Linked DNA regions of Homo sapiens: all the other regions are linked to region 3. A link is a loop called in an ENCODE intact Hi-C map of the cell type or tissue named here. Cell type or tissue: gastrocnemius medialis. All regions are shown on one strand. Links, peaks and the distances in the headings refer to the core of each region. The heading gives the core; the rest is flanking DNA. Region 1 overlaps LOC105371908 (a long non-coding RNA gene). Region 2 overlaps LOC105371908 (a long non-coding RNA gene). Region 3 overlaps LOC107985087 (a long non-coding RNA gene). Region 4 overlaps SEPTIN9 (septin 9).

Region 1 (7,907 bases), core at 2,239-6,238, 77 kb before region 3:
GTAAGAATAGAGCATATAACACATAAAGACATACAAAGTAGGTGTTCGTTGACTGCTTGTGATATTGGTAAGGCTTCTGATCAAGTAATTAAGTGTTGAGAAATTGAAATTTATACTCAAATTCTCCACTGCATCGGGGTCTCTAAGGGCCAGCGCCCCTCACCCCCACATTATTCAAGGGTCACCCGCAAGGCCGTTATGCTATTTTCACACTTACAAAAAAAAAAAAAGAAAACCCAGGGCAATTCCAATGAACCGTTTTGAGATGCTGTGGGGCCTGAGAGGTTGGGGTACTCAGGGGTGCCGACGTGGGTGTGCAGGCTGGACAGAGGCAAGGGGCTTTGCAAAGGACAGTCCACCAAGATGATGAAACTGGGAGGATGCCAGGGCAGGTGGAGCTGGAACAGCCCAGGTCGCCATGCCTCCCATCCTGTCTCCCCAGTTCCCTCCCCATCTTTCCACTTGGCTGTGATATGCACTGGGCTGGATATGGGCTTCAGTGACCAGCCATCAGCTCCTGCCTCACCTCCTCTAGGGATTCAGGTCACGTGTGACCAAGTGATGGAGACTGGCAACGGCTCCTGCAATGCCCAATACTGTTAATAACAGTAGGAATAAATTTTGCATTGCTGGTTTGGGGGTGACCGGGAGGGTCTCTAGGGCCACAGCCATCTTCTCCAGGTAGGCTGGAGCAAAGGCTTGGCTCTGAGGGTCTGGCTTGGATCTCCAGTGCCACCCTAGTACAGACACCACTGATGTCTGTGAGGGGGCCCTCAACACAACGATGCCAAGCGGCCAGAGACAGTGAAACAGCCCTGAGCTCACAGAAGCAGACAATTTAGGAGCTACCTCTCTGCATTATTCCAACCCTCAGAAACCTCGTGCTTTTCTTCCCAGAAGCAAAGGGTGCTGACTTGTTATAAATGCCAAGGTTGCCTCAGGAAGCTCAGGATCATTCCAGCATCCAGGTGGCCAAATCCCAGGAGACGAGAATGATCGTGCATGCACCTCATTTGCGTCACACTTTAATTCACAGAGTGCTTTCCATCTTTCATGTATTTTGTCCTCTCCATTACCCTGTCAGATAAGCAGGGAAGACATACGTTTACCTTTCCTGTATGTGCGTCACACTTGGACAGCTCACTAAATGGGTTGTCAAGTGATTGCAGAGGGAAACTGAGGCCCTAATACCTTAGGTCAACTGTCCAAGAGGCCAGAGTCAGAGCAGGCTCAAAAGGAGTTAGAAGACTAACTTCTAAGTCAGGACTCTACTTGGATACTATTACCTTCTAGAAGACATCCCTAATGATGATGATGATGATGATGATGATGATGATGATGGGGGCTTGTATAAGCTTCATGTTTTGCAGGTTCGTAATAGATAATAAAGTTGGAGAGGGGATGAAGAACCAGGCTAAAGAGGATCTTGGGTGTCAAGGTCAGAAGTTTCCACTTTTCTCAGGAGCAGTGGGACCCCACATGTCTTCAGCAGGAAGTATGTAGTGGATTGAATAATGGTCCCCAAAAAGGTGTGTTCATGTCCTAATCCCCAGAACCTGTGACTGAGCTCTTATTTGGAAAAAGGGTCTTTGCAGATGTAATTAAGTGGAAGGTCTTGAGATGAGGAGACCACCCTTCTGAGTCTGCTCAAACTCTGGCCCCTTAGACAGTTGGTATAAGGTTTCTGGGCCTCAGTATCCCTCTATAGTCATTTGACAACCCACTAGTGAATTGTCCAAGCGTGATGCACATACAAGAAGGGTAAACATATGTCTTCCCTGCTTATCTGACGGGCTTGTGGAGGGGACAAAATAAATGAAAGATGGGAAAGTGCTCTGTGAATTAAAGTGTGATGCAAATGAGATAATTATCCTGGAATTTGTGGGTGGGCCCTACGTCCAATCATAGGTATCCTTATAAAAGACAGGCAGAGGGAGATTATGCAGACAGCAGAGGTGGAGGTCATGTGACCACGGAGGCAGAGATTGGAGTGATATGGCCACAAACCAAGGAACACAGCAGCCGGCAAAAACTGGAAGAAGCAAGGAAGGGTTCTCCCCTAGAGCCTCCAAGAGGGAGCATGGCCCTACCGGATTTCAGACTTGAGGCCTCCAGAGTTGTGAGAGAATAAACTTCCATTGTTTGAAGCCACCAAGCCTGCACTAATTTGTTACGGCGGCCACAGGACACTCATACAGGGTGAAATGTGCAATGCTGGGGGTATGGGCTTGGTTTCATTTGCTGCTCCCTCCACACTCAGGGCAGGCCCTGCTCACCTCTTTGGACTGATAGAGAGCCAGCCTCTGGGCCTGACCCAAGGTCACAAGGTGGGTGAGTGCCAAGGTGGGACCAGGGCTTGAGTGTCCTCACCGCATCCCAGGTTCTCCCTCGCCAAACTCCAGAAGGCCAGGTGGGCCGCAGCCACTAAGAACTTTGTCCCTTCACACCCTACTCTGTTTATTTGCTACCTAGACCCTGCTCAGGATCTACAGATATTTCCATATGATTTTCACCAATGTAGTAAAGATTCAAAAGAAAAAATAGGGGGGTGGTTGGGAGGCAGGCCCCAAGTTCTAGGAATATTCATTCCCCTTTTCTCTGCCCATGCTATTGTGGTCATGCATAACTCAGTATAACTCTGAGGAGGCCATGATTGAGACTAGGGCATCCAGAGAGCCCTTGGTAATTCCTCCCATTCTCGGGATTATCCATCTTTGAGGTCAGACCCAAATCTCTCTGGTCCTCAGTTTTTGCCTCTGCAAAATGGGATCATTTTCATGTACTCCCCACAGCTGTTATGAAGGATAAATTCAATCAGATAATGTGTGCAACATGTTCAGGAAGATGGACATGTCAAACTCTCCATGGATGATAGTGATGATGATGATGATGATGGTAAAGATGATGGTGATGGTGGTGATGATGGTAATGGTGATGATGGTAGTGGTGATGGTGATGGTAGTTAGTGATGATGGTGATGGTGATGATAGTGATGATGATGGTGACGGTGGTAATAATGGTGATGGTGACAGTGGTGATGAAGGTGATGGTGATGGTGATAGTGGTGATGATGGTGATGGCGATGGTGATGGTGATAGTGGTGATGGTGATGATGGTGATGATGGTGATGATGGTGGTGATGGTAATGGTGATGATAATGGTGGTGATGGTGATGGAGGTGATGCTGGTGATGGTGATGGTAGTGGTGGTGATGGTGATAGTGGTGATGATGGTGATGGTGATGATGATGGTGATGGTGATGATGATGGTGATAGTGATGGTGGTGGTGATCATGGTGATGGTGATGGTGATGGTGGTGATGATGGTGATGGTGGCGATGATGGTGGTGGTAACGGGGTGATGGTGAAGATAACAAGTGATTGAAATGGGCAAGACTCCCAGGAGGCTGTGGGGCTCATTTAGGGGCCTAGGGAGTCCACAGGAAGAAATCCACATTCTCTAGCCTTTCTAAGTGAAGCAAACTTGCTGTGATCACACTAGAACAGCACATACAATGCCCAGGTCTCCAGGACCATGCCAGCTGCCCACCCGGAAAAGCTATTTTCCTTTGCTACCCATAGAAAACCTTTGGGTGCCTCCACTCCTGGGGCACCGGCAACCCCACCGTCAGCCCTTCATTTCTCTTGCCTTTCCTGGATCAAGGAGCACTGCCAGGCTGCCTCTATCCCTGAGAGTTAGATCCAAATAACTGCCTTTGTTATGTTAATTTTGCAAGTGTCTCCACTCCCCCCCCCCAATTATTTGTCATGCAGCAATTCCTATGTGTTGCTAAAAATACAAACACATGACTCACACAGCTTCTGGCATGGGTAAAGGAAAGAGAACATGCATGGCCTTTCTGCTCTTCGGAGCCCAGCCAGGACACCAATCCAGGCTGAGGGGCTGAGAATAAGCTTGTCTCCAGTTGCAGAAGGACAGAAAACAAAAGGCCCAGATGAGACAGAAGGCTCCAGGCTGGTCAGCTGCATCTCTGGGGCATGACACCACAGTTATGAAATCCTTTGCATCACTTGCTCTGCTATTTGGGGCATTACCTTGTGAAAGGTTCAGATCTCAGTTCTTGTTTAGGGTCTTCTGTATTCCACACCCACATGCTCATACCAGCCTCCATGTGCCCAGATGTGCCTGCTACTCTTGGGCCCTCCACAACCTTGCACCAGCAAGGGGCGGGATAAATCTTCAGGGCACCACCCTCATTCAGAAAAGGAAGACGGCTCCATTCTCACCCCTTCCCTGTGATTTCCCCCAGCAGTCCACGTGTCCCTACCCTGGGGATGCTTGTGCAGGTTGGACTTCATTTGCTTCAAGGACAGACCCTGGGGCCAAGAAGCAGCATCTCATGCCAGTGAAGAGATCAAACTCTAGAACTGGCAAATCCGGCTCAGGCAACCTCTGCTTTTTTATCATCCAAATGGGAGCATTAACAGACACCCTTTGAGGGTGATGTGAGGATTAAGGAAGAGACAACCTGCAAAACCATCAGCCCAATGCCTGACCCAGGGAAAGGTTCAATCAGTGTCATCACTGAGGAGCACATATTGTTTTTATTATCATATTCGTGTTCCCAAATCCAGAGGTCGTCTGGCTAGGCAGAGCCATACTTTGCTCTCCCAAATTCGGGGCTCACTTCACCCCATGCTCACCTTACATTGGGGCCTTCTGCCCCTGCTTCCTGGGCACTTCAGCCTCTGAGTCAAGAGGGTGGTTGGCTGAAAAGCAAACACTGTAAGTCCCTGCCCCTGAGACGCAGCAGCTGAAGAAAGCAAGCTTTCAAGAGCATTTGCTTGGCAGCCAAAGCCCTCTGATGAATCAGGGACCTTTTCTGATGACTTACTTTATTCTAGGTGACCTGCTGGGCCATATCCCACTTCCCTCCAGGGTGCTGAGCCGGCAGGAACGAGCATGCGGAGGAGGCAAAAGGGGATGGAGATGGATTTGTGCTTAGAAATAAGATGTGGAGGAGTCCGCCTCAGGTCCCCAGGAGAATCTGTATTGCCTTGGCTGGAGCTGAGGGACTGGACATCCGGTCCCATGCACGAAGACCATCTGCCAGGGCCACCACCTCCTTCCTCCTGAGATGTCCTCCTCCCCAAATGCTCAGCCTCCCTGCAAATCATTCTACTTCTCTGTGGTCAGTGTACAGAGAGGGATTTGGAAATGGGTTGGGGCTGGGGTAGAGCCACATAGAATACAGTGAGAATGATGCCCCAGGGCACTGTGGGGTCTCTGGGGTGCTTTTCATCCATTCGGCAAAATACGTCAAGCAACTACTGTCTAAGGTGTGGCATTCAGTGTCACAGTGAATAAGGAAAGGTTGTCCTGGGGGTCAGGAAGGGAAATGAGACCACACACAAGCAATCCCATCTCTAACCTGAGCACTGGCAGAAAGTAGCAGGGACTTCCTTCTAGGAAGGAAGTCACCATGTCCCAAGAAAGCTCAGCGGCCAAGCTTGCTGGGCCCTCTGTGGGAAGATGGCAAAAGCAGAAATTGACCTCGTCATCAATGAGTATGGCCCAGGGAGACAGATGGCAAGCTGAGCTCCTCACCTGGCTGATGTCTATTTCACTGAAGTCTGAGCTAGTCCAGCCGTTGGAGTCTGTGTGTCACTAGCATATTTGTAGGTCATAGAGTACTTGTTGGCTGATCAGGGCCCAGAGAGCAGCCACTGGGGTATCAGCCAGAACGTGGAGGTTGGGTTCAGGGCCAACACCAATGGGGTTGGGCTCTAGGGTGGGAGGTGCCTATGGACTGTACCCTGGAGAACCCAAAGACCATAGCCACCTTCCAGGCCTTCTTTACCCCAAAGGCCTGTGATTTCCAAAGCTAGGTCATAAGCACATTGCAGCCTTCACTTGCTCTCTCTTGCATCCCTTCCTCTAGGGAAAGAGCCGCCATATTGTGACGATACTCAAGAGCCCCATGGAAAATTCCACATGAAGAGGAACTGAGGCCTCCAGCCAACAGCCAGCAACTACTTGCTCACCACATGAATGAGCCATCTTGGAAGCAGACTCTCCCACCCCAGTTAAGCCTTCAAATGACTCTAGCCCTGCCAACATCTTGACAAAAGGCTCAGGAGAGATGCCAACCTAGAACCACCCAGCTAAGCTGCTCCTGAATTTCCTGAATCACAGAAACTATGGGCAATAACAAATAGTTATTATTATTTGAATCCCTTAAGTTTTGAGGAAATTTGTGATGCAGCCATAGATAATGAATAAAAGGAGTTTCCGTTCAGGTAGACATTCCTTGAGCTTTGATCTTTACTTGACCCTAGGAAGCAGGTGTTTCACCGAGCCTCCCACCTTATAGTCCTTTTCCCTGTACCTGCCTTGTCTTTTCCATCTAGTTCTTCTTGTCTATGCCACTTTACTTGTGATTTTCTCTATTTGGGGCCATCTAGGGATGTTTTTTAGAGCAAGATGGTCATGTTTAATTTTTTAAGCCAAAAACAGCTGTAATCGCCTTTTAATTATACATACAGGATAGAGACTGTGATATGGTTAGGCTGTGTCCCCACCCAAATCCCATCTTGAATTGTAATAATCCCCATGTGTCAAGGCAGGGCCAGGAGAAGATAATTGAATCATGGGGGCAGTTTCCCCCATACTGTTCTCGTGATAGTGAATGCATCTCACGAGTTCTGAGTATTTTATAAAGGGTAGTTCCCCTGCACATGCTCTCTTGCCTGCCGCCAAGTAAGATGTGACTTTGCTCCACATTCGCCTTCTGCCATGATTGTGAGGCCTCCCCAACCATATGAAACTGTGAGTCAATTAAATCTCTTCCCTTTATAAATTAGTCTTGGGTATGTCTTTATTATCAGTGTGAGAACAGACTAATAATACAGGCTGGAAGGGGCAAGGACAGAGAAAAGCTCATAATTAAACCTCTGAGTCAGAGAGGGGTACATCCTGGCAGAAAGCCAATTCCTAAACTGACCACTCCTTGTCTAACTTGGGCGTTAAGTAGGACTTTTTGTTATTAAGATGGTGAACTTTTAGAATGTTATTTTTATCATTTGCCTGCCAAAATAGATTCTATCTTCTTGCCCCTTTGGGATACATCGTTGGAATAATGGCCTCCAATTAATTCATGCCTGCCTGTACCCGTGCCCTGAGTAGCCCCCTCCTTGACTGATTCTGGGCTTGGCCATGTGTTTGACTTTGGCCAATGAAAGAATGGCAAGTGTGGCACCATCAGAGGCTTCGAAAGTGCTTGTGTACTAGGAGCCCTGAAACTACCTTGAGAAGAAGCCCAGGTCACCTCCTGGAGGATGAGAAGCAACATGGAGCAGAGATGGGCCATCTCAGCTGCAATTCTAGACCAACAAGCCTGCCACCTGCCAGAAGGCAAGCGAAGCCACCCCAGAGCCCCAGCGCCAGCCGAGCCAACAGCTTGCCATACGAATCAGCCAAACAGCCTAGAAAAGAACTGCCCAGCCAATCCACAGAAAACAGAAATAATCAATGTTATTTTAAGCCATTAAATGTTGAGGTGGTTTGTTACGCGTACACTTTCCAACCTCTATCCCACCATGTGTTGCTGGAGGACAAAGGTTCTATTTTATTTACATTTGCATTTCCATTCCATGTCTTTCCATGTGTATTTCCATTGCATGCCCTGTACACATGTATGGGCGTCCACATGCACATGTGTGGCACATGACACACACACATAGAAACATGCACACATGTACATGCAACATGTATGCACACACACTTCTCTCACATGCTTAACTCCTAAATTAATTGTAGACACGAATTTCTTTCTTTTTAGTTTAGTTTTTTTTTTTTTTTTTTTGAGATGGAGTTTTGCTATTGTTGCCCAGGCAAAGCACAAAGGCACGATCTCTGCTCACAGGCACCCGCCACCACGCCCAGCT
Region 2 (7,907 bases), core at 1,745-5,744, 53 kb before region 3:
ACTCTTGGAGATGGGCCCTCTTCTCCCCTTCTTGGAAGGCCCTGGGGGTAACTGGCTTTTGATCCCCTACCCCAGCCTGTGGGTGGATGGCTGCACCCTGCTGTGCCCAGGCCAGTGTCCCTTCCCAGCCTGGCCCAGCTCGGCACATCCTGGCTCCCTGCTTCCCTGTCCCAGGCAGGTGATGTCTTCAAGCATCTGTCTCTGCTATTTGGGGAGGTCAGGTAGGGGTGGGTAGGGTTGACGCCTGGGCCGATAGTAAGTTGAAATGCTGGGAGGAGAGAACAGGAGACGTTCACCCCTCCCACCACCTCCAGAGAAATCCAAGGCAGAAGTGAGGCAAAGGCCAACGGGGCTGTATACAGGGCCGAAGGGGAAGGTGCAGGTGCGGGCACTGCCCGCAGCCCATTCCATTTCCGGGCTTGCTGACTGAGCTCCCACTGCCAGCGCCTGCGCCTCTTTCTCTGGCCACGAGCGCAGCAGACCAGAAGTGCCAGGGAAGCAACACCTGCCCCCAGCCAAAGCAGCCCTCAGTCAAAGCCCAGCAGGGTTTGGTGCATGAATGCCCCAGGTCCCTGGGTCCTGAGGGATGAGCCTCCACCTGCCTCCCAAAGGTTCTGGCAGGACTGCGCTCCAGCCACCTGCAGTGGTAACCGGCTTCACAGCCCACTTTTTGTGTGCAAAGGTCCTTCCCTTCCCCGGCTCATTTCTCACGCCCCTGCCTGTGCCCCTGGGATCACCTCCCAAATAAACTACTGGAACTCAAGTATTTGAGTCAGAGTCTGCTTCGGAGGGAATCCAAAATAAGTTGGGAGGGGTGGCGATGCTCTAGCCACCTGCTTCTCTGTCCTCTTTCACACAAATGTATCCTGCTTCTTTCCAGATGTCCGGCTTAATGGGACTGGATTTATCTTCAAAAGTCCTGGTTTGCCTCTGATTGAAAACCAGTGTGCTCCCCATGGTTACGGACGGCTGTGCAGGTTTTTGTTTTGTTGAAGGGAATTGGCTCACTCTGAGTCAGCCGTGCACCCGGGCTGCTGATGTAGTCTCAGTGTGATGGTTAAACTTTAAGTGTCAATTTGACTGGGCTAAGGAATGCCAGACATTATTTCCGGGAGAGTGTGTGACAATGTTTCCAGGAGATTCGCATTTGAATCAGTAAAGATCTGCCCTCACCAAGGTAGATGGGCATCAGTCAATCCATTGGGAGCCAACAGAACACAAAGGCAGAGGAAAAGCACATTTTCTCTCTGCTGGAGCGGGGACAACCATCTTCTCCCACCCTCGGACACTGGACATTGGAGCTTCTCCTGGGCCGATGCCAGCACCCGCCTCCTGCCCCCGCCTCGTTCTCAGGTCTTCGGACCCAGGCTGAGTTACAGCGCAGGCTTTCCTGGTCATCCAGCTTGCAGACAGCATTTCCTGGGACTTCTTGGCCTCCATAATCGTATGAGCCAATTCCCATAATAAGTCTTCTCTTACATATCTGTATATATCCTACTGGTTCTGTTTCTCTGGAAAACCCTGACTAATACACCTGGGCTCCATTACCAAAAGTACTGTCTCCTTAAGAAAGGAGATGAGAATAACTCACTCTCCTCCACTCTGGCCTGACACCCTCTAGCCCAGGGGTCCCCAGCCCCGGGGGACTACTGGACATTGGAGCTTCAGCAGGAAGTGAGCTGTGGGTGAGCGAGTGAAACGTCATCTGTATTTACAGCCGCTCCTGATCACTCCCATTGCCCCCGAGCTCTGCCTCCTTTCAGATCAGCAGCGGCATTCAATTCTCAAAGGAGCACAATCCCTATTGTGAACTGTGCACATGTGAGGGATCTAGGTTGCACGCTCCTTGTGAGAATCTAACGCCTGATGATCTGTCACTGTCTCCCATCACCCCCAGATGGGACCATCTAGTTGCAGGAAAACAAGCTCAGGGCTCCCTCTGATTCTACGTTATGGTGAGTTGTATAGTTATTTCATCGTATATTACAATGTAATAATAATAGAAATAAAGTGCACAGTCAAAGTAATGCGCTTAAATCATCCCGAAACCATCCCCTGCCCCTAGTCCATGGAGAAATTGTCTTCCACGAAAATGATCCCTGGTGCCAAAAAGGTTGAGGATCACTGCTCTGGCCTATTATTTAGTTTTGGTAAAAGGAGGAACAGGAGAGCAGAGAGTAAATCATATCACAGGGAACTAACTAGGAAGGTAAAGGTTGAAATCAGGCTTCTTGAAAAATTATTAGGACTGGAGAAGACAAACTCAGGAGGAACAAAAGCCTCTCTTCAAGAATGCTAGGGGCTGCACTGCTACAAAGAAAACAGATGCACTCGAGGCCAGGCACGGTGGCTCATGCCTGTAATCCCAGCACTTTGGGAGGCTGAGGTGGGTGGATCACGAGGTTAGGAGTTTAAGACCAGCTTGACCAGCATGGTGAAACCTCATCTCTGCTAAAAATACAAAAATCAGCCAGGCGTGGTGGCACGTGCCTGTAATCCCAGCTACTCAGGAGGCTGAGGCAGGAGACTCACTTGAACCCAGGAGGTGGAGTTTGCAGTGAGCCGAGATGGTGCCACTGCGCTCCAGCCTGGGCAACAGAGCGAGACTCTGTCTCAAAAAAAAAAAAAAAAAAAGAAATAGATGCACTCTGTGGGCCTCGTCTTAGCCCATTTGTGCTTCTATAAGAAAACACCTTAGACTCTTCTTACAGTTCCGGAGGTTGGCAAGTCCAAGATCGAGGCACTGCGTTGGTGTCTAGTGAGGGCTGCTGTCTCTCCAAGATGGCACCTTGGGGCTGCACCCTCACATGGCAGAAGGTGGAAGGGCAAGAGAGCACTCCCTTCAATCTCAGGACCCATATAATAGTGCTGATGCCATTCATGAAGGTGGGGCCCTCATGATTCAATCACCTCCCAAAGGACACACCTCTTAATACTCTTGCACTAGGATTAAGTTTCAATGGGAATCTGGAGGGGATGCCATCATTCACGAGGGATAAAGCTAAGATGAGTGAGTGAAAGCTCTAGGAATATGGATTTTCAGTCTCATAGCTGCCTCAAGATATCGTCAGCTGCTGTTGGAAGGTTGCTGAGGTCCTCATCACAGGAGGCATTCGAATACTGGAAAACTAATTTTGGAGAATAGCACAAGAGGACTCAGTTCAAGACTAAGACTTTGGGGTTTTCCCTGGCAGGTTTTAATTTGGCCCCATGGGTAAAATGATGGATTACTGTCTCTTTGATCTGACATGTGATAATACTCATTGAACATCGATTCAGATGGGAGGCTGAGCCCTGCATGGGAGAAAGAGCAGAAAGCTGTGTGGGAAGGAGTGTGGTGGGAATGGTAGCAGCCTCAGCCTCTCCGTGTTCAGCAGGTAATCAGACCTTCCCCGACAGAAGGCAGCTCACCTGTTAGGTTGTTCCCCTACCTCGCTGTCTGGGGAATCCCAGTCCCCCATTCCCCCTGCCCCCACCACCCCAGCAGCTGATTGAAAAAATCTTCCCACTACAAATAAGGGGTCCCTATAGAGTCTGGGATCTAGCATGTTCTGCTTTCTGTTGCACTTTGGGGATCAGTCTAATGCCCCAGGGATGCAATAGTGCTCCTGACTCTGAAGTCAAAGGACCTTTTGCTGCCTGTCACTCAACCATAACTGGAGCTGACTGGGCTGATCTGTCCAGACAGCGCTCCCAACCTCCCTCCCTGGGTGACCTCCAAAGCTGCACCCTGTTCTCAGGAGGCATCTTCCCCGGCCAGAATCTCCATGCAAACCCCAAGGTTCTGTTGGAGGATACTGCAGGGTGGTCACGCCTCTGAGATGACTCTGCGGACCCTCCCAGCCCTGAGATCCCACGAGGCTTTCCTACCTAGGCCTCTGGAATGCCAGGAAAGGAAAGCCAAATGCTCAGGGCTCCTCACGCTCGCCCCAGTCCCTGGCAGAAGGGAAGCTGCCCTAAGTCTCGCTGGCTGCGGCAGTCCTCCTGGCTGCTGAGTGACTCATCAGCCTCAGCAGAGCCTACTGTGACTGGCGTAGCTCCTCCCACGCTTGCCCTGACCACCCCACTGGGAGAAGGTTCTCAGAACAGATAAGAACTAAGTAGCAGTTACTCTTGGCCTCTCTAAGGCAGGGGGACAAAACGGACCAGGCTGACCAGAGGCAAAACCATGGAGCAGGTGAAGGATGGTCCCAGACCCCTCTCTTCTGCCAGCTCCTCCCACCCTCTTGCCATCCAAAGCAACCCCATTCCCAAGTGGGGGAGCCTCTTTGAGCTCCTTACCCCAATCAGCCCTTCCTCCTACAGGGGCTGCATGCCCCCAGGAGCCCCCTCTGTCCTTGCCTCCCCTAGCCCCATTTCTTCATTGCCCCCCTTAACTGGAGGCCTGGAGGAAGACAAGTGTGTCAGGGAAAATAGTGCAAGACCTTGGAATAGGCAAAAAAGATGAATGGGTATCTATCTAGCACACCTTTTGAGGTTATCTTCATTTTTCATTGTCTTTGAGCTATTTTGCCACTCTGCAAGTTGTAGGAAACTCATAATCATGCAAATGGCCCTTATCCATAGCAACACAAATGAATTGCATCCAGTGGAATGTGGTTGAATACAGCGGAGTATCCTGCAGAATGCAATTGACTGTTGCCCTGTTGCGTGTTTGTGAATTGACTTCAGCATTCCTTACTGCCTATGTATGTGAGGTTCTTTGAACCAGTTGTAACATTGCACTGGTATCTTCCTTAATTAACAAGTTAAATGAAATCACTGGCACGTATTCATTTTATATTTGTATGAGACTCAAGATCTTACCTTTTATCAAAATTATCCACTGGGTGTGTTGACTCACACCTGTAATTCAAGCAATCTGGGAGGCTGAAGTAGGAGTATCTCTTCAGCCCAGAAGTTAGGGGCCAGCCTGGGCAACAGAGCAAGACCCCACCTCTACAAAATTAGAAAGTTAGCCAGGCATGGTGGTACACACCTTTAGTCTCAGCTACTTGGGAGGCTGAGGCAGGAGGATTGCTTGAGCCCAGGAGTTTGAGGCTGCAGTGAGCTATGGCTCCAACACTGCACTCTGGCCTGGGCCACAGAGTGAAACCCTATCTCAAAAAAAAAATTTTTTTTTTTTTGAGATGGAGTCTTTCACTGTCCCCCGGGCTGGAGTGCAATGGCGTGATCTCAGCTCACTGCAACCTCCACCTCCTGGGTTCAAGTGATTCTCCTGCCTCAGCCCCCTGAGTAGCCAGGATTACAGGCGCTTGCCACCACGTCCAGCTAATTTTTTGTATTTTTAGTAGAGACAGGGTTTCACTATGTTAGCCAGGCTGGTCTTGAACTCCTGACCTCAAGATCCACCCACCTCGGCCTCCCAAAGTGCTGGGATTACAGAGGTGAGCCACCGTGCCCAGCAAAAAAAAAAAAACTTTTTAAAAAAAATTTTGAAATGATCCTTTAGCAAGCTTGAAAGACCACCACACTAATTGGTGGTCTTTCAAGCTCTGTGGGTAAGAGCTGGAGGATGGAGCATTTAAGGGTTTCTGTATTTGGAATGTCCAGCAGGAACAGGGAGGGAAAGGGGGCAGCTGTCCCTGTCTACCCTCGACCCTACATTCTCCTCCAAGCCAACTCTGGCCTTGCCCATTTTCCTTTGAGACCGACTCGGAAGTTCCCAGGACTCGGCTGGGCGTGGTGACTCACACCTATAATCTCAGCACTTTGGGAGGCCAAGGCAGGCCGATCACTTGAGGTCAGGAGTTCGAGACCAGCCTGGCCAACATGGTGAAACCGTCTTTACCCAAATACAAAAAAACAAAGAAGAAGTTCCCAGGACTCTGCCTTTAAAAACTGTCCCAGAACCGCCCCACCCCCACCCTGCCACCCCCGCCACTCCGCCTGCCCATCTCTGCAGTTGCTGAGTAACAGTAAGGTCTTGCTGCTGCTGCTGCTGCTGCTGTCACTTTTCCCTTGAAATGACTTACAGCACTTACTTAATAACAAGCATTAGGGGATTACATGTCCAACACATGCTTTCGGGGTCACATTCAAACCGTAGCTGGGATGATAGCTAAAAGGCACAAGGACTTGGGTTTTTTCCAAGGTGATGAAATTCTCCAAAGTTGACTTAAGTGATGATTGCACATATCTGTGAATATGCCAAGAACCACCTGCCAAAAACACAACAGGTGAGTCACATGGTGACTTCATTTGCCAGGGCTACTATAACAGAATACAACAGACTGGGTGCCTTCAACCACAGAAACCTATTTCCTCACAGTTCTGGGGGCTGGAAGTCTAAGAGAAGGTGTCAGCAGGGTTGGTTTCTTCTTTTGTTTTTTTTTTTGAGATGAGGTCTCACTCTGTCTCACTGGCAGTGGTGTGATCATGGCTCACTGCAGCCTCCTGCTCCCAGGCTCAAGCGATTCTCCCACCTCAGCCCCCCGAGTAGCTGGGACTACAGGTGTGTGCCACCACAGCTGGCTAATTTTTGTACTTTTTGTAGAGATGGGGTTTTGCCATATTGCCCAGGCTGGTCTTGAATTCCTGGGCTCAAGCGATCCTCCCGCCTCAGCCTCCCAAATGACTGGGATTATGGGCATGAGCCACTGTGCCCGGCCCACAGGGTCAGTTTCTTCTGAGGCCTCTGGCCCTGAGTTGCAGATGGCCACCTTCTCCTGGTGCCTGGTGTCACAGGGTCCTTCCTCTGCCTGTGGGCATCTCTGCTGTTTCTGTATGAGTCCAAATCTCCTTCTCTCAGGAGAACATCAATTGTTAGATTGGAGCCCATCCTAACAGGCTCATTTTAACTTAATCACCTCTTTAAAGGTCTATTTCCAAATACAGTCACATTTTGAGGGACTGGGGATGAGGGCCTCAACATAAATTTTGGAAGGACACAGTTTAGGCCATATGAATTATATCTCAATGCAACTGTGTTTTAGAAAATGAGCGAAAGATCCCCACAGCTTTTGTCAAACAGGGGGCTCTTATTCCTCTCCAAGGGAGGCCACCATTTAACTTCCTCCCATATTTCTCCGGAATCAAAGGTGACTGTCTCAGCTTCCCCTAACCTCAAATGGGCAGGCCAGGCCACAGGCAGAGGTTGATGGTTTGGAGTCTAGCAGACCTGGCTTTTGCACCTGGTGGGACAGGTGGACTCTCTGGGCTTGAAGCATCTCTAGGAGCCTCAACCCCTGCAAGGAGCCAGGTGTCCCTCCAAACATCCACGAGGAAATCTAACCTGGCTCGCTGACATGTACCAGGCTCTGTTAGGGGAGGTACAAAGGGAGGCGACTGGAGGCGAGTCCCCACAAAGTAACCTGTGCCCTGCCTTCGGGGGTATCACCAGGGTGGTCGTTGGCCCCGACCTCAGGCGGCTCATAGCCTGGCCAGGACCACCCCACTCAAACCTGAACCCAGGCCTAAGGGTGGGTGGGAGAGCTGGGGGGACTGGAGACTGAGCTCCCTCATCCACTCTCTTTCCCCAGCACCACAAGGGCTCCACACAGATGACCTGAACACAGAACAAATGGGGCTCACCATGGCAGCCGCCAGCAGTGGGTGTCTGAGGCAGGCCCTGGAGGGCCAGCTCCCTCTCCCAAGGCACACCGCCCACCAGGCTGCCTGTTGGAGCCTGTAGCCCCTGCCGATGCATCGGAAGGGCGATGCCTCCAAGATTTCGGGCCGTCTCTCCTTCTGTTGTGAATTGCTCTCCTGTGTGCTCCTGGCAGGCCTGGCACCTTCAAAGCATTCTGTGGATATTAACTAATTAGTGTAAACACTGCAATGCAGTGATGACCTATTAGGAGGCTGTTGTTGGTATCAGATGATTAAAGGTGGTGAAAGCCTCCCCGACAGCTCTTCTGGGACTCAGCTCCAACTTTTCTCCCTGCAAGCCTGGTCTCATGGCCTGG
Region 3 (7,907 bases), core at 2,071-6,070:
ATCCCTCTCTCCTGGAAAACTTTCCTGCCCCCAAGCCCCGGTGGGGTGCCTCTCCTACGGCCTTGCATGTATCCCAAACTTTCCCTACCTTCCCATCAATCGTGGTGAGCTGGAATTACCTGATAATCTACCTGCCTCTCTCTTGGACTACAGTCCCCTTGAGAGTGAGACTGGGTCCAGTAGACTGTTGTCTGCCCAGTGCCCAGCACAGGGTAGATGTCCATGAAATATACATGGACCAGTGACCGACTGAGATTGAGACTTGACTGGAAGCATCTTCCAAATGGCTGCTGGGAGAGCAGCCCATCCGGCACCCCAGCTCATGCCCCATCCCCCACTCCTCCAGCTCCTCTCCTCCCAAGTCCCTGCCGTCACAGCCAAGCTCGCGCTCCAAGGCAGCTCTGCCATCATCTGATGCAGACTCGTCAGCTGTTGCCATGGAGACCAGCCAGCAGTGAGCTCTGTGCCCTCCTGCTGCAGGGGCCGAGCAGAGCATGGGGGCACCCTGAAGCGTGCAGAGAGAACCCATCAAGGAGGAGGCGGGGGGAACGCGTGGCTCTGCATCCAGGCAAACCTGGAGTTGGGCCCCATCTGCCCCTACTCTCCTTCCTACACCTGTGACACCTCAGGCAAGTTGCTTCATCTCCCTGAGCCTCCCGTGAAATGCAGAAGATCCCAGCCACCCACTGTTATTGAAGGATGGGATCGACCCATTAGGGCATGGAGCTGTCTCTGTGTCATTTTGGTGTGCCAACCCCTGCCTTGGCTTTCTGGGGGCTGTTTTGAGTGTTCTCTCCCCTTGAACTTTGTGTCCAACTCTCCCCACCTCAACTCAGATGAGGCTGAAGGAAGGAGAGATTCCATTCCTACAATAGCACAAAAAGATTTTCTGTGACATTTGAAAACAAGAAGAAGCCTACAGGTTTGTTAACCAAATTTTGAACTTGGTCTGGCTCTGAGGGCTACTAATGTGGGGGCCACATTGGTTGCTTCCTGCAGTGAGCTAAGGGCTATGGGCAACTCTGCTCATGAAGAGCTTAAGGTGGCATCTCACTTGCAGGACAGCCTCCAGGTCTCACTGGAGTCAGGGAAAGTGATGGTTGTCCTATCTCCTTGTTGCTTTAAATGGTAGCTATCTCTGAAGATGGCTGAATGTCCCTGTGCCCACTGGGGACTTTGGGAACAGAAACATGCCAAGATGCTACAACCGGCCCTGGGCACAAAGCCACCTCTCCAGCTTTCCATGCCCAGCATTAGTCCTGGCATGGAGCTGAACACCTGTGTCTGAGGCAGGCCTAGGCCCTGATGCAAAATGTACCACCCACCTCCTTCTGCCAAATGTCAACTCGACCCAGCTGCAAGGCAGAGAAAACTTGGCAGTGTTCCCAAAGGGGACAGGAGATTGTCTCTTTTGTTAAATGAATGGATGGATGGATGGAGGATGGATGGATAGATAGATAGATGGGTGGATGGGTGAAAGGGTGGGTGGATAGGTGGTTGGATGGATGGGTGGATGATTGGATGGATGGGTGGATGGATGGGTGGGTGGGTGGGTGGTGAATGGGTGGGTGGGTAGATAACTGGATGGGTGGATGGGTGGTTGAATCGGTGGATGACTAGGTGAAAGAATGGATGAATGGATGGGTGGGTGGATGAATGGATGGGTGGGTGGGTAGGTGGATGGATGGATGGGTGAGTGGGTGGATGGATGGATGGGCGGGTGGGTGGATGGATAGGTGGGTGGGTGGATGATTGGAGACAGGAAAGAAAGAGAGAGAGAGAGAGAGAAAGGGAGGGAGGGAGGGAAGGAGGGAGGGAGGGAGGAAAGAAAGAAGGGAAGGAAGGAAGGAAGGAAGGAAGGAAGGAAGGAAGGAAGGAAGGAAGGAGAGAGACAGAAAGAGAGAGAGAAAGAAAAGAAAGAGAGAGAGAAGGAAGGGAGGAAGGAAGGAAGGGAGGGAGGGAGGGAGAGAGGAAGGAAGGAAAGAAGGAAGGAAGGAGAGAGAAAGAGAGAGAGAGAAAGAAAAAGAAAGAAAGAAAGACACAAAGAGAGAGAGAAGGAAGGGAGAAAGGAAAGAAGGAAGGAAGGAAGACAGACAAAGTGAGGAAGATTGCACCAGGATTGCCTCAGATGGGTCTTGCTATGAATAAAATTCAATAATACCAAGAAGAGCTTTACAAAAAGAGAGAGAGAGATAAGGTCAAAGAGACTTTTATGTGCTTCATGAATGAAGAACACTAAGGAGAAACGTTCCAGAAAATTTAGAGGAAAAAAAAAGTGGCTGAACATAAATTTTTGGTGAGGATAATAAAAATAAATAATGCCATAAACTCTTAGAAAACCTGGTGGTTTTCCTTCAAGGGCTTCAGTTAACTCCAGAGTGAGCTGTGAGCTGTGTCCAATTCCGTCATTTCACGGAGCAGGACACTGAGCCACGGGCCATTGAGACTTGCGTGTAATGCGGAGCTGGCGAAACACAACAGTGAGGTGTTTATTGGAGAATTTTGAATATGACTAAGTCCTTCTTTACAGAGCTTAGCATTTTCATCGTCTGTTTTAGGATGAGAGAACAGCATCAGCAGCATTCGGCACGATTGACAGGTTGTGTTTGCTCTTTGCTTATACCTCCTAAAAAGTGGACTGTCTTGGAAGTTTTATTGTAGTTCCCCTCGAAGCAGCCGCAGGTGCTCACTGGCTCACTGACAGCGAGGAGGTGATGCAATGGGCGCAGTCATTCCTCACTGCCATCGGCGTGTGCAGCTTGGGGAAGCACCACAGCACCGGGCGTGGCTCAGTTGACCAGCTGAAGGTTCCAGATCATGGAGGCAGAGAGGAGAAGCTGGCGACAGAGGGCAAGGCGGGATCTGTGGAGGCTCTTCCTCTGCCACTGTGGAACCCTGAGCCAGCCCCCTGCCTCGGGCCTGTCTATATTCCCACAGAGATGTGGAGAGCTGTTATGTGTAGCTAGATGGGTTCTAACGTGTCTCCCAGGGCTGGTATTTGGAAGAAATAATAAAGAGGAAAAAGACATTGCTGATGGATCCCAGTGGATCATGCCTGAGGTTTGGGAGCAGCCCCGGTCTTCCTTATTGAGTCTGTGTGATCTAAGTTTCCCCTCCTGTGACCTGCAGCTTCCTCCCACAGAGCTTTGCAAACTGTTTTGGCATTAGGATCCTTCTGGGAAATAGCACCTTACTCAAGACCCCAAAATATGACACAGATTAAAAAGGAGGCATGTCGTTCTGGGTGGGACGTGGGCTGCCCTACCTGACACCCTGCCTGTTGGGGCTCCCATTTCCACCCTCTCCACCCCGAACTCTGAAAACCCCTGTGCGACAGGGAACTGGCTTTGTCTTGTCTCCTCACAGCCTGACAGCCACAACTCTATTATACAGTAAGACCCCCGAGGCTAGGGACTAAGTCCTGTCTTTTTATCTCCAGCTCCTAGCAGCATTCCTAACCCAAGGCAGCCACACAGTGTTTGTTGAGTGAATGAATGACCTGGGAACTAGTCGCTAGAATAATGCTACATAACAGACAACCCCAGAAATCTCAATGACCTACAGCAACAAAGATCAACATTTTTTCTTCTTAATGGGTACAGATCAGCAGAGGCTGGGCTCCATGTGTAATTTCAGGGCTCATGGCCACACCCAGCATTGACGCGGAGCAGGGAAAAATTCTGCACCCACTCTTGGCGGGGGAGGGCGGGAACGCACTGCAAAGCCACCTGGCGAAAGAGGCAAATGTGAAATTCTACACCAGGGAGGGAGGGAAGAATTAGAAACAGGAATCCAATCTGCCACAAACTAGAAAATGGAAACAATAAAAAAGAATGCCTCCGTGGCGTGGTAGAGGTTGTTACAGCGTCATGTGTTTCAAGCTGCTGTAGGCTACAAAGCCAGGGGTGAGTGGAGCAACCGCGTGCTGTTAATGCCACGTCCCCTCTGCTGCGATCACCGCGCAGTGACCGGAAGGAGAGCTCATTCTCACAGAGGGCGATGACGTGCCGGACACAGGGACCCTTGCGCAACAAGGTCCACCACACAGAGGGATTGAAGCCGTGCGTTCTGCTCTAACAACCGCCCGAGCTGCCCCTCCTCAGAAAATGACCGATTAGGAAGGGAGGCTGGCCTGGCATCTCAAAAGCTGTCAGGACAGAGAAAAATGGGGATATTGTCAGCACTTCAGGCTCGGTGGCGGTATATCCGAGGATGTGAGGGTGTCTGCGTAACTGGCATCGGAATCGAAAGGCCCCGCCTCCCCCATGCACGGGTGCGCGCACACACTCACACCCTCCCTCCCTCCTGCTCCCCCAAAGGGACTCGAATGAAAGGCGTAAATACACCGTGTCTGCCTACCCGAGGGCTGCTGTGAGTGTCAGATGAGAAAACGCCTGGGGTAGTGGCCCGAGACTGAAGCGCGCTCCACGCCTACCAAGTGCCGCTCAACCCCAATTCTGCTCTCGGGGAGAGAAGAGAACTCCTGCCAGACCCGAGTGTTTTCAGAAGTTTGTCAGTTTAGACTTTCCTTTTTTTCCTTTCCAAAGCTCCGCTCACCCAAGAGAATAATGTAAACATTCATGATGGCGTTTTCATAGTCCCGGAGGCATTGATCATGATTGTGAATCTGAAAAGAGCTGAGTTATTCATGTTTGACAATTCAGTCATGCAGCACTCCACATGTTACAATCTTTAATGGTGAACATTGCTTTTACTTTCCAAGCACTTTCTCATCTGTTGTCTCATAGGGGAGGAGTTATTCTCCCAATTAGGGCAATCAGAAAACAGGGATCAAGGCCAGGCACGACGGCTCATGCCTGTAATCCCAACACTTTGGGGGGCCGGGGCAGGAGGATCACCTGAAATCAGGAATTTGAGACCAGCCTGGTCAACATGATGAAACCCCATATCTACTAAAAAAAAAAAAAAAAAAAAAAAAAAAAAAAAGGTTGGGTATGGTGGCATGCACCTGTAATCCCAGCTACTCAGGAGGCTGAGGCAGGAGAATTGCTTGAACCCGAGAGGGGGAGGTTGCAGTGAGCCGAGATGGCACCACTGCACTCCAGCCTGGGTGACAGAGCAAGACTCTGAGAGAAAGAAAGAAGCAAGAAAGAGAGAGAGAGAGAAGAAAGAGAGAGAGAGAGAAAGAAAGAAAAAAAAAGAAAAAGAAGAAAGAAAGAAAGAAAGGGAAGAGGAAGGGGAAAGTGAAGAGGAAGGGAAGAAAGGGGAAGGGAAGGGAAAGCAGAGGTCAAAAAGGATCAGGCCACTCGCCTACTGGGGGATAGCGCATGGAGGAATCAGACCCCACAGCCTGCTCTTCTTCCCCCTAGAACCCTCACCACTGCCAGATCACTGGGCTATGCACTGCTTCCCTCAAAATGCCTTCAGCTTTCTTTCCCCAACCCCTGAGACTTAAGGATCCCACCTCCCTCCAGAGGCCTGTGTCCCGTCCCCATTTGTTCCTCATTTCCCTGGGGTCTTTTTGCATCTCCCTTCTCTCCCTCTGCACAGCCACCGTCCTGCCTCCCTATACAAACCCCAAAGTAACCTACTCTCCCCACAGATCCTCCAGACAGACAGACACCCACCTGCTGCCTTGGCATGGGCTCCCCTGAAAGCAGTGTCTGGGGCTCGAGCTGGTGGGCAGGCATGAATTTGTGTCTGCAGGGGTTTGAACTGTGTTCTCCAAGCGATCATACCCCCAGCAACTGTAAATGTGACCTTATTCTGGAATAGCATCTTTGCAGACGTAATCAAATTAAGGCGAGGTCATAGGGTGGGACTTCAGTCCAAAGGCTGGCATCCTTAAAATAAAGAGAATTTTTTTTTATTTTTTATTTTTGAGACAGTGTCTCGCTCTGTTGCCCAGGCTGGAGTGCAGTGACTCAATCTCAGCTCACTGAAATCTCCATCTTTCCGGTTCAAGTGATTCTCATGCCTCAGCCTCCCGAGTAGCTGGGATTACAGGCACCTGCCACCACGCCCAGCTAATTTTTGTATTTTTAGTAGAGATGGGGTTTCACCATGTTGGCCAGGCTGGTCTCCAACTCCTGACCTCAGGTGATCCGCCCTCCTCAGCCTCCCAAAGTGCTGGGATTACAGGAGTGAGTCGCCACGTCTGGCCAGAAAGGGAAATTTGGACACAGAGACACACGCATGAGACCACCAAGGCAGAGACTGGAGTCTACAAGCCAAGGAACGCTGAGGCCTGCAGGCAAGCGCCGGAAGCAAGAAGAGAGGCACAGGGTGGCTTCTTCCCTGGAGCCGTCAGAAGGAACCCACCTCGCTGACACCTTGATCCTGGGCTTCTGGCCTCCAGAGCCGTGAGAGGATCCATGCCTGCTGTTCGAAGGCTCTCAGTCTGTGCGAATTTGTTACAGCAGCCACAGGAAACCGACACAGTGTCCCTCTCCCTGAGGTGTCTACAGTCCTCAGAAAGAGATGAGGCCAGGGTCACTTGCAGAAAGTCCTTTGGGAAGCATCGTGATTGGAGCAGCTGTGGCCCGGCGGGGAAGGCAGGACTTGGAGCGGGAGAGAGCTCTGTGCCAACCCCAGCTTGTCCCCTCGGTGGGGGCAGGTGCTTAGTGTCCCCCACCAGGGGCTCCTCAACTCTCAAGAGGTGAGTTCAATGCCGATCTCCCAACGTTAATGATAATAATAAGAGAGCAGCAGCCCTTGCCAGGCACCCTGCTGGGCATTCGGAGATATGACTTCTCACCCTTCAAGACGAGTCTGGCCATTCCAGGTCAGAGGAACTGGCCGTGAAGAAGCACCCACAACAGCTGGGACACGGCAGGCAACCACCATGCTTCCAGCCTCTCCCGATGGGAAGGTGTCGGCGTGCAAGGAGCTCTTGCAGGAATGCTTGTATCAAAGACCCCAAACAGGGCAGCAGAGGCCCAAGGCTGGCTGGAGTGCCAGGTGTCAGGGCTGCGTGCCCCCCACCCTCCCATCCACTCTCCCCCACCCACCCCCCACAGTTGAGACTCCTCCCTCCTGGGCAAGGGTCTGGTCATCCCCCTGACACCTGGCTTCCTCTGAACTCTGCTCTGAGAGTCACCTTTCATGCATTCGTCATTCACTCAAAAAGCCCACTCTGAGCACCCAGGCTGTGCCCGATGCCATGCTGCAAAACGGAGCCCTTACTTGAAGATGCAAGCCCAGCACACCTCCAACAGAGGTCCAGGCCTTGGGGCAGTGGCAGAAACCTGAGGCCATGCTGGCTTCCCCCCAGCTCCCCATCCCCACCTCCTCCCCTGCCACCTCCCAGGGATGCCTGTAAGCCCAGGTTTCTCCAACTGGGGTCCTCAGGAGCTCTGGGTGAGGGGCTCAGGACACACTCATCAGCACAGCTTGCTGGAGTAATCATTTTACTTAAGTAGATTGGGATGGGAGGAGTAAATGTTGTTGTTGTCATTGTTGTTTTGAGACAGGGTCTTGCTCTGTCTCCCGGGGCTGCAGTGCAATGATGCACTATAGCCTCTAAACCCTGGGCTCAAGCGATCCTCCCACCTCAGCCTCCCAAGTCTTGGGTGCCACCACACTCAGATAACTTTAAAATATTTTGTAGAGATGGAGTCTCCTTATGTTGCTCAGGCTGGTCTCCAACTCCTGGGCTCAAGTGTTCCTCCTGGCCTGGCCTCCCAAAATGCTGGGATTTTAGAGATGAGCCACTGCGCCTGGCCGGTGTTAACTTAAGTAATTTGATTGTTGCACAACCTAAAGCATAATTGTTCTACTAAGACACATAGGACCATATTACAGGGCACAATGTAAAAGTCATGAATTTCTACAACAAGCCTCAGTGGTTCAGAAACTTCTGTTCCCTTCTGCCTGCAATCCCACAGGATCCGCTCTGGCCTGGAGCAAACTCTCATTTTCCCAAGAGAGCAGCGCCCCAGCCTCCC
Region 4 (7,907 bases), core at 1,445-5,444, 570 kb before region 3:
GCAGGAGGTGGCTGGGTGAATGAACTCAGTCATAGCCCGGCCCCTCACTCGGGGCTGTTCCCAAGTTCCCACCGCCAGCCAGGCTGGGTCAGAGCCTCGTGGGGCCTTCCTGGGCTTCCCTGCCCCACAGCAGGAGTTCGTATGGAGAGTCTCGAGTGAGGTTAATGGGTTTTCTTCCTCTTCTTTTTTTTTTTTTTTAATTTGAGACAGGGTCTCACTCTTTTTACCCAGCCAGGGTGCAGTAGTGCAATTATAGCTCACAGCAGCCTCGAACTCCTGGCTTCAAGCAATCCTTCCGCCGCAGCCTCCCAAAGTGCTGAGATTACAGGCACGTGCCACCTTGCCCAGCTGGGGTTTCTGCTTTTTACTTTTTCTCTTGTTTCTAAACTCAATACAAAGAAAGATATTACATTTATAATCAGAAAAACCAACAAGGAATATTATTTCAAAATTGGAAAAGGGATTAAAGAAACAAACCAAGAAACCTCTGCGATTCCTGCCCATCGGAGTCAGTGGTTGTTAGTGGTTGGCTTAACACAATGTTTTAGGAAGAAATAGAATAACAGAAAGCAACTCCAGTGAGCTGAGCCCTGGCTCCGTCTGTGGCGCTGCATCAGTTTCCTGCAGCTGCTGTAACGAGTGGCCACAAGCTGGCTGGGTCACAACAACGCCCAGCCATCCTCTCACAGCTCTGCAGGCCACACATCCGAGATCAGGGTCACCAGGCTGAAATCAGGGTGTCCACTGGGCATAGCCCTCTGGAGGCTCTAGGGCAGGGGTTCCCAGCCCCGTGTGTCCTATTAGGAACTGGCCTGCACAGCAGGAGGTGAGTGACTGGCAAGCGAGCGAAGCTTCATCTGTATTTACAGTCACTCCCCATTGCTCGCATTACTGCCCAAGCTCTGCCTCCTGTCTGATCAGCCATGGCATTGGATTCTTATAGGAGAGTGAACCGTATTGTGAACGGCACATGTGAGGGATCTAGGTTGCGTGCTTCTTATGAGAATCTGATGCCTGATGATCTGTCACCGTCTCCCATCACCACCAGATGGGACCGTCTGGTTGCAGGAAAATAAGCTCAGGGCTCCAACTGATTCTACATTATGGTGAGTTGTATAATTATCTCATTATATATTATAATAATAATAGAAATAAAGTGCACAATCAATACAACGTGCTTGTGGCCGGGTGCAGTGGCTCACACCTGTAATCCCAGAGTGAAACTCTGTCTCAAAAAATAAAAAATAAAGGCCAGGCACAGTGGCTTATGCCTGTAATCCCAGCACTTTGGGAGGCCAAGGCTGGCGGATCACGAGGTCAGGAGTTCAAGATCAGCCTGGCCAATATGGTGAAACCCCGTTTCTACTAAAAATACAAAAATTAGCCGGACACGGTGGCAGGCGTCTGTAGTCCCAGCTTCTTGGGAGGCTGAGGCAGAAGAATTGCTTGAACCCAGGTGGCGGAGGTTGCAGTGAACTGAGATAGTGCCACTGTACTCCAGCCTGGGTGGCAGAGCGAGACTCTGTCTCAATAAAATAAAATAAAATAAAATAATAAATATAATACACTTGAATCATCTCAAAACCATCTCCCCACTCCCTGGTCTGTGGAAAAATTGTCTTCCCTGAAACCGATCCCAGGTGCCAAAAAGGTTGGGGGCCACTGCCTTCATCGCCTGCCCCTTTGAGCCTCTGGTGGCTGTGGGTGTCCCTTGGCTTGTGGCTGCATGGCCCTTACCTTCAACACCAGCATCTACAGATCTCTCCGGGCCCCATCTCCACTTGGCCATCCCTGTCTGTGTCAAATCTCCCTCTGCCCCCGTCTTGTATGAGCACCGAGACTGCCTTTAGGGACCACCTAGACCATCCAGGGTGCTCTCGCCACAGCAAGATCTGCAACTGAATCACAGATGCAAAAACTCTTGTTCCAAACAAGGTCCCATTTGCAGGTCTAGGGATTAGGACATGCTATCCCTGGGGCCATTATTCAGCCTTCTCTCGTGACTATGATCCCTCCCTTCCTCCCCAGCCTCCCACCTCGGCTGAGATGCTGTCCCCACCTCCCTCACTGTCTGGCTGCCTGTGGGGCTGTCCTCCAGGCTCTTTGGGAGGAGGTGGTTGCTTGATGTCTCCCAGAAGGCTGGGAATGGTCCTCCCCACCCCCCAGGAAGATGTCCTTTCTGCCAAGGAGATTGCATTTGGGGTCCTATCCCAGGCAGAGAGCGGACGGGACTGTGGCCTGAAGTGGCACTTCAGGGCCTTTGGCTCTGTCATCTAGCCGAGGGCTGTGCATGGGCCTCACCTGGTCACAGGTAACTCACCTGGCTCTGTGGGGCAGGGATTGTAAACTCAGAGGCCTGCGGGGTGTGTCGAGGTAGAGGGGTGCAAATATTGTAAATTTGTTGGGGGCCTTGGGGAGCAGCACAGACTGAAAAGTGTTTTGTCTGAAGAGCAGAACTGTCTTATACCAGCCCTGTGCGGCCAGGCAGGAAGGCTTCCGTGGTGCGGCCACGCGTCCTCCCTTTCTCAACAGAAGCTGACAGTCTGGAGTTTTCAGAGAGATTGCCTGAGTTCTCAGCCTTGGCACAAACACACATTCTCTTTAAACAGGCTTGGGCCAACAGAACCAGCCTCCGTGTCTCGGGTTTGAATGAACCCTTGAGGTGAAGCTTAAAGACAGAGAGGATGCCCCTGATTCCCACCCCAGGGACCCACATTGTAAACCCCCACCTGCTCTGCTGAGCCCTTGGCCTCAGCATGGACCCTGACCATGTGCTGGTGGGGACCCCCCAGGTAAGTAAGCAGCCTCTGAGGACCCCGGATGAACAGTGGGGAACAGCACTGATCCCCCAGTGGGGCCCCGAGTTCCCGGAGAGGAAGACTCGCTCCCTCCCAGGGGACGGCTAGAGACTCACTGACTCATGCGTGTGTGGTAGGAATCTTCCAGGAAGTCCCCGTCCCGTTCGCCCTCTCTGCCTGGGCGGGGACGGCAACTGCCTCTGTCACTGCAGACTAATGGGACGGAGGGGGGTGACTTCTCAGGGTTCCTCCTGGGCAGGTGCTCCGGAACCTTTTCTCAGCACGCTGGCCTGGGGCACGGCCGTTCCTCCTGCCCAGCCACGTTGGGGTACAGGGTGAAGAAGGGCTGGGGCCAGCCCAGGACAGAGGAAGGCGAGGCAGGCACGCAGGAACTGGGCTTTTTAAACCCTTAAGCCCAAGGAAATCGTAGCATCGCGGGACAGGGAAAATGAAAGACTTTGGAAGTCGTCAGGAATTTGACTCTGTGAGTTGGTTTCCAAGAGTCTAAGTTAAGCATCTCCAAGTGGATATTAAAAAGGAGCAGCAAGCCTCGGGGCGGCGGGGGCTGGAGGAGGTGGAGAGAGGAGGCTGCCGGAAGCCGCACTCGGGACCTCTGCAGCCACCGACCAGACCGGGCGGCCGGGACTCTGGGACTCTCGCAGGCAGACCCGGTGGTCTGCCGGACTCCTCGGGGCCCACTTCGGGCCCTCTCTCCTGCCTCCTATTTTTGGATTTCTCTCCTTTGCTCCCTTTTTCCTCCCGTTTTGAAGAGACAATGCTACTTCAGTTTGGAGCACAAACATATGATCAGCACATGGAAATGTGGTAATTCGGATGCATTCGTGATTGCAACAGATTGAAGAAATTAGACCAGACAAAGAGTGTTTTTAGAGGAGGAGGAGGAGGAGGAGGAGGCTGAGAGAGGGAGGGCGACGGGGGTGAGAAAGGGGAGGCCGCCTCTGAGCGGGACGCCGGGACTCCCGCCGCTGCTAAATATATCCGTAGGAATGGAGAGGGACCGGATCTCAGGTACGCAGACAGCCCCCTCCCCATCGGCCGCCCCCCACTGCCCTGGACTCGGGGCTTTATTTATGCCTGGGGGAATAAGCATGCAAAGGGCGCTTTTGCTCATTTTTCACAGAAATATTTCTTTTCTTTTTGACGGTTCCAAGCTCGTGGGATGAACTCCGTCTCAGAAGCTAAGCTCTCCTGAGTCTGGCTTTTATTTAAACTCGGCTCTCCTCTCTCCTGGCTACTTCCCTTTCATTTTCCAGTGTGCCATTCTTGCATGTCATGGCCACTGTCAATGCTGAGGCTGTTGGCGCCGAAACCTTGGGAGGGTGTGGGGGACCTGCCCCCCTGGCTCGGGTCTGGGGCGGCGGCGCTTGGACCTGGCTGGTGGTTGGTTTGTCCACTGTGTGGTTTGTTTTTTGCTTCCAGCCAAAGTCTGTCTTCAAGGCTGCCTCGGTCTCCTACCTAAAATAGCATTTCTGTGCCTTCCTGGCAGTTGATTATAGAGGGGGAAGCTCCCGGCGCTCAGAGGAGCCTGGCGTGTGTGTGCACGTGTGTGTGCATGTGTGTGCGTGTGTCCATTCACGCTGGCAGCCCCCTTGCCGCAGGCACAGACCCATCAGGGCGTGAACAGGCAAATGAAGAGAAAGGGGGCTCCCCTGCCTTTAGTTCACCCCAGCTTTCCAGGCCCTCCCTCCCAGGCCCAGCCTCCTTGGTCCCTTCACTCACATGCGGTGCCGTGGCTGCCATCTCACGTGGCCAGCGCCGTCATCGGTAATTAGCAGTGATGACAGTTTCTGCCGCTCATGCCGCCCTCTGAGCCCAGCGCTGGGAGACATGGGGTGGCTGAGCCAAGCTCCAGGCTTTGGGTATTCTGAAGTGACCTACGGGCCATGGAGCGGGAGGTCGCTAAGAGTGTCAACCCCTACGTGCCTTGGGCCCTGGTCTGTTGGTTGCCACTATGTGTGTGTTGGGGGGTCCCTGAGAGGCCTGAGAGAGGGAGGCCCATCTCGGTGGCTCCTCTCTAGGACGTGTGGTCCCCTCCACCACTGCTCCCAGGGCCACATCTTTTTTTTTTTTTTTCTTTGAGACGGAGTCTGGCTCTGTTGCCCAGGCTGGAGTGCAGTGGCGCGATCTCAGCTCACTGCAAGCTCCGCCTCCCTAGTTCATGCCATTCTCCTGCCTCAGCCTCCCAAGCAGCTGGGACTATAGGCGCCCGCCATATTTTTTTGTATTTTTAGTAGAGATGGGGTTTCACCGTGTCAACCAGGATGGTCTCGATCTCCTGATCTCGTGATCCGCCCGCCTCAGCCTCCCAAAGTGCTGGGATTACAGGCGTGAGCCACGGCGCCCGGCCTCAGGGCCACATCTTGATTGTCACGTTGGGACTGGTGGAGCGGGTGTGTGTTGTGCCGCTGAGCACACCCAGTCGGGCACAGCAGGCGGACCTCAGGAGGGGGCCAGGGGAGACGGCAGAAGGCTTGGGTGGCAGTGAAACTGCATCTTATCTGTTTGAGCTCGGGGGCTCAGGCCCGCTGGGACGGGTGGGTGTGGAGCCCAGCGTCCTGCTCTCCGCCCAGCAGGAGCCGCAGGGCAGGGAGCGCTGAGAGGGACCTTCGTCAGGCTTGCACAGTGGAGCCGTCCTCGGAGTGACCACCCCACCAGGCAGCCTGGGCAGACCACAGTGGGTCCCCTGCCTCCTGGGCCACCAGCCCCAGGAGGACGTCACTCCACCCGCCTGGCTGGCAGGGGCCTCGGGGAGCCTCGGGTTCGGCCTTCACTTTATAGATGATCTAGCCGAGGCCCAGATGGGTGACCAGCAGGGGATCTGAGAGCTGAGCAGAGAGGCGTGGGTTTGGGGGTGGTGCTCCCTGGGGAGCTGGAAGTGATGGCACCCTCCCAGGCTCACAAAACACGGGCTTTTCATGAACTGAACAAAACACTCTTTGAAAGCAGCCAGTGCTGTGCCCCAGAGACCACTCTGATCCCTGCTGCCCTTGGCTGAGGACAGCACAGCCAGGGATGAAGCGGGGACCTCCCCTCGGGCTGTGCCTTGATGAAAGATGCTTTCTACAAAATCCCATTCGGATGTGTTTTCATGTAAGAAAACGTACATTTTTAGAAACTCAGTTGTAAACTGGCTGCCTTCCGAATGAACACGACAGTCCCGGAGCTGTTTCCCTTAATGAGGTTCTCGTCCTGGGCAAACTTTAGCGCTGGTCTTTAATTGTCACTGAACTCCCGCACAGTCCCTGGGGAAGTGACTTCCTTCCTGTCCCTGCTGGGTGGCCTTGAGCAAGCCACTTGGCAGCTCTGGGCCGCAGTTCCGTCATCTGCAAGGTGAGGGGTGGGAGCGGCACGGCCCCTAGGCAGCGCCCCCACCTCCTGCGGGTTTCTGCGCGTGTCCTGAGTTTTGTGGGCGCCTCTTCCCTCACTGAGGGGCTCTTCTTCTCTGCAGGGCATGGCTCACGCCGCGTTGTCAGGCTGCAAGCCACTGCGAGAGCTGCTCTGATCCCCAAGCATGCTCTGGCCTGAGGAGGAGCCATGGGGAGGACGCTGTGCCTGTGTGACAGAGGCCTGCCCGGCAGATGCCGGCCCGCTGACTTCCAGACGTGGCTGTGGGTGCCTCATGCCCCACTGGGCTGGCGTGTGAGGCGTGTCCAGCTCAGGCTGCCCTACAGCTGCCCAGGAAGGGTTTGTGGGAGGGGGTGGTCCTACCCTGGTGAGTCCACGGTGGTCTGCCAGCCCCAGGGAAGGCTTAGGAGCCCCAAGACCTGCCCTCTTGTCCCTCCCTCGGCAGTGTCTGGCTCCGGTCTGGTTTGTGAACGGGGGCCTGGGTACTCTCCCGCCCTCCCTGGGGGCTGTGGCCTTCCCCTGGGAAGGTGCTGGAGGGTTTGTCAGCAGGGCCGGCATGAGTCATGGAGTGGTGACTGGCCGCTGAGGCATGGAAGGCCACTCCTTCCAGCCAAGGGTCGGAGCTTTTTTTTTGTTCTGGAACGGCTTTGTGGCTTTTACAAATTAAGCAGTTTTATCTTGTTCCAAGAGCTTGTATTTCAGCAGGGAGAGAGTCTCCAAGAAGGGAACTTTCCACTGGGGAGCTCTGTTGGGCTGGGAGGCTAGGAACAGGCCACGAGGGAGGGCTGCAGGCAGGGGAAGTGGCCGTCTGTGCATGGTCATGAATGCAGGCCCGGGGTCCTGGAGGGGGCTTGGCCACGCTGTCGCTGGACGTCTGTCCCCACCAGGGTCCATCTGATGCAGTACGGCACAGGGTAAAGCCCAGCTCCTCTTACGGGGTTCCTGGGTCATCAGTGGGCGGGGAACCGAGGCCTCCTGGAGGGCGGTGCCTCAGCCCTCACCCCTCCCTCCTGTCCCTCGCTGTGCTGTCCCCGATGGCCTCTGCCATCCCCTGGGAGTTCTTACCCCTGGACGCTCGGTGCCTGTCCGGTCTCAACCTCTCCAGCTCTGCTTTTCCATCTCCGAGGTGAGAGGCCTGGCCTGACGCGCTCTGCACCCGCTTCCTGCCCAGCCCCGTGGGAACTCTGGTCCCTGTAGTGGTTTCCTGGGGCTGCCATCACCAAGTGCCACAAACTGGGTGGCTCAAAACACCAGACATTTCTTCTCTCGCCGTTCTGGAGGCCAGAAGTCCGAAATCACGGCATCAGCAGGCCTGGTTCTTTCCGGAGGCTCCGAGGGGGAGCCTGCTTCTCGCCTCTGGCAGCTTCTGGCGGCTCCCGAAACCCTTGGCGTTCCTTGGCTCGTGGCCACACCACTCGACCTCTGCCTCCGTTGTCACGGGGCCTCCTTCTGTGCCCTAAATCTCCCCCTGTCTGTCTCTCATACGGACAGTCTTTCTCGGATTTAGGGCCCACTGGGTAACCCAAAATGGTCCCATCTCAAGATCCTTAACTTCATAACGTCTGCAAAGACCCTTTTTCCAAATAGGCCATGTTCATAGGCTCTGGGGTGGATGTAAATTTTAGGGGCCACCTTTCATCCCCCTGTTGTCCCCGTGTGTCTGGATGCACAGCATGGTTCCATGTCCCAGACTCCTTGCTGGACCCCTCTGGCCCTTTGGGGTGGCCTTTGGCCTTTTCCACT

Evidence for each region. Peaks named below come from ENCODE experiments on the same cell type or tissue, not always from the same donor. Only the 100,000 strongest peaks of a DNase experiment are listed, where the experiment ranks them.
Region 1: a loop joins it to region 3, with 2.8 times the contacts of the local background. A loop is called at or near these places in 3 of 110 quality-filtered maps.
Region 2: a loop joins it to region 3, with 2.6 times the contacts of the local background. A loop is called at or near these places in 27 of 110 quality-filtered maps.
Region 4: it touches region 3 in a loop (5-fold over the local background); 3 of 110 quality-filtered maps call a loop at or near these places.

The regions. Positions count from the first base shown.
Region 1 is chr17:77,806,910-77,814,816 of GRCh38, forward strand. The region is part of intron 1 of LOC105371908 (a long non-coding RNA gene); the gene reads right to left. Among named protein-coding and RNA genes, the nearest start is that of LINC01973, 73 kb to the right of the region's middle. RefSeq lists enhancers at 1,779-2,279, 3,517-4,205. In gastrocnemius medialis, for the core only: no CTCF peak of the experiment used is centred there; a DNase peak (open chromatin) is centred at 3,872; H3K27ac peaks cover 1,815 bases.
Region 2 is chr17:77,830,672-77,838,578 of GRCh38, forward strand. The region is part of intron 1 of LOC105371908 (a long non-coding RNA gene); the gene reads right to left. Among named protein-coding and RNA genes, the nearest start is that of LINC01973, 49 kb to the right of the region's middle. In gastrocnemius medialis, for the core only: no CTCF peak of the experiment used is centred there; DNase peaks (open chromatin) are centred at 3,670, 4,020 and 5,680; H3K27ac peaks cover 2,882 bases.
Region 3 is chr17:77,883,803-77,891,709 of GRCh38, forward strand. It overlaps LOC107985087 (a long non-coding RNA gene), which reads right to left. Exons shown (of 4, transcript XR_001753033.2): 2 at 6,283-6,422; 3 at 5,589-5,804; 4 at 4,748-4,859. It overlaps LINC01973 (long intergenic non-protein coding RNA 1973), which reads right to left and starts at 285. Exons shown (of 2, transcript NR_028337.1): 1 at 120-285. RefSeq lists enhancers at 6,525-7,025, 7,466-7,907. In gastrocnemius medialis, for the core only: no CTCF peak of the experiment used is centred there; DNase peaks (open chromatin) are centred at 2,729 and 3,979; H3K4me3 peaks cover 1,337 bases; H3K27ac peaks cover 1,146 bases.
Region 4 is chr17:77,316,522-77,324,428 of GRCh38, forward strand. The region is part of intron 2 of SEPTIN9 (septin 9); the gene reads left to right. Among named protein-coding and RNA genes, the nearest start is that of SEPTIN9-DT, 39 kb to the left of the region's middle. RefSeq lists an enhancer at 340-1,175 and silencers at 4,118-4,330, 7,063-7,236. In gastrocnemius medialis, for the core only: no CTCF peak of the experiment used is centred there; DNase peaks (open chromatin) are centred at 2,500, 2,980, 3,750, 4,360 and 2 weaker places; H3K4me3 peaks cover 3,094 bases; H3K27ac peaks cover 3,656 bases.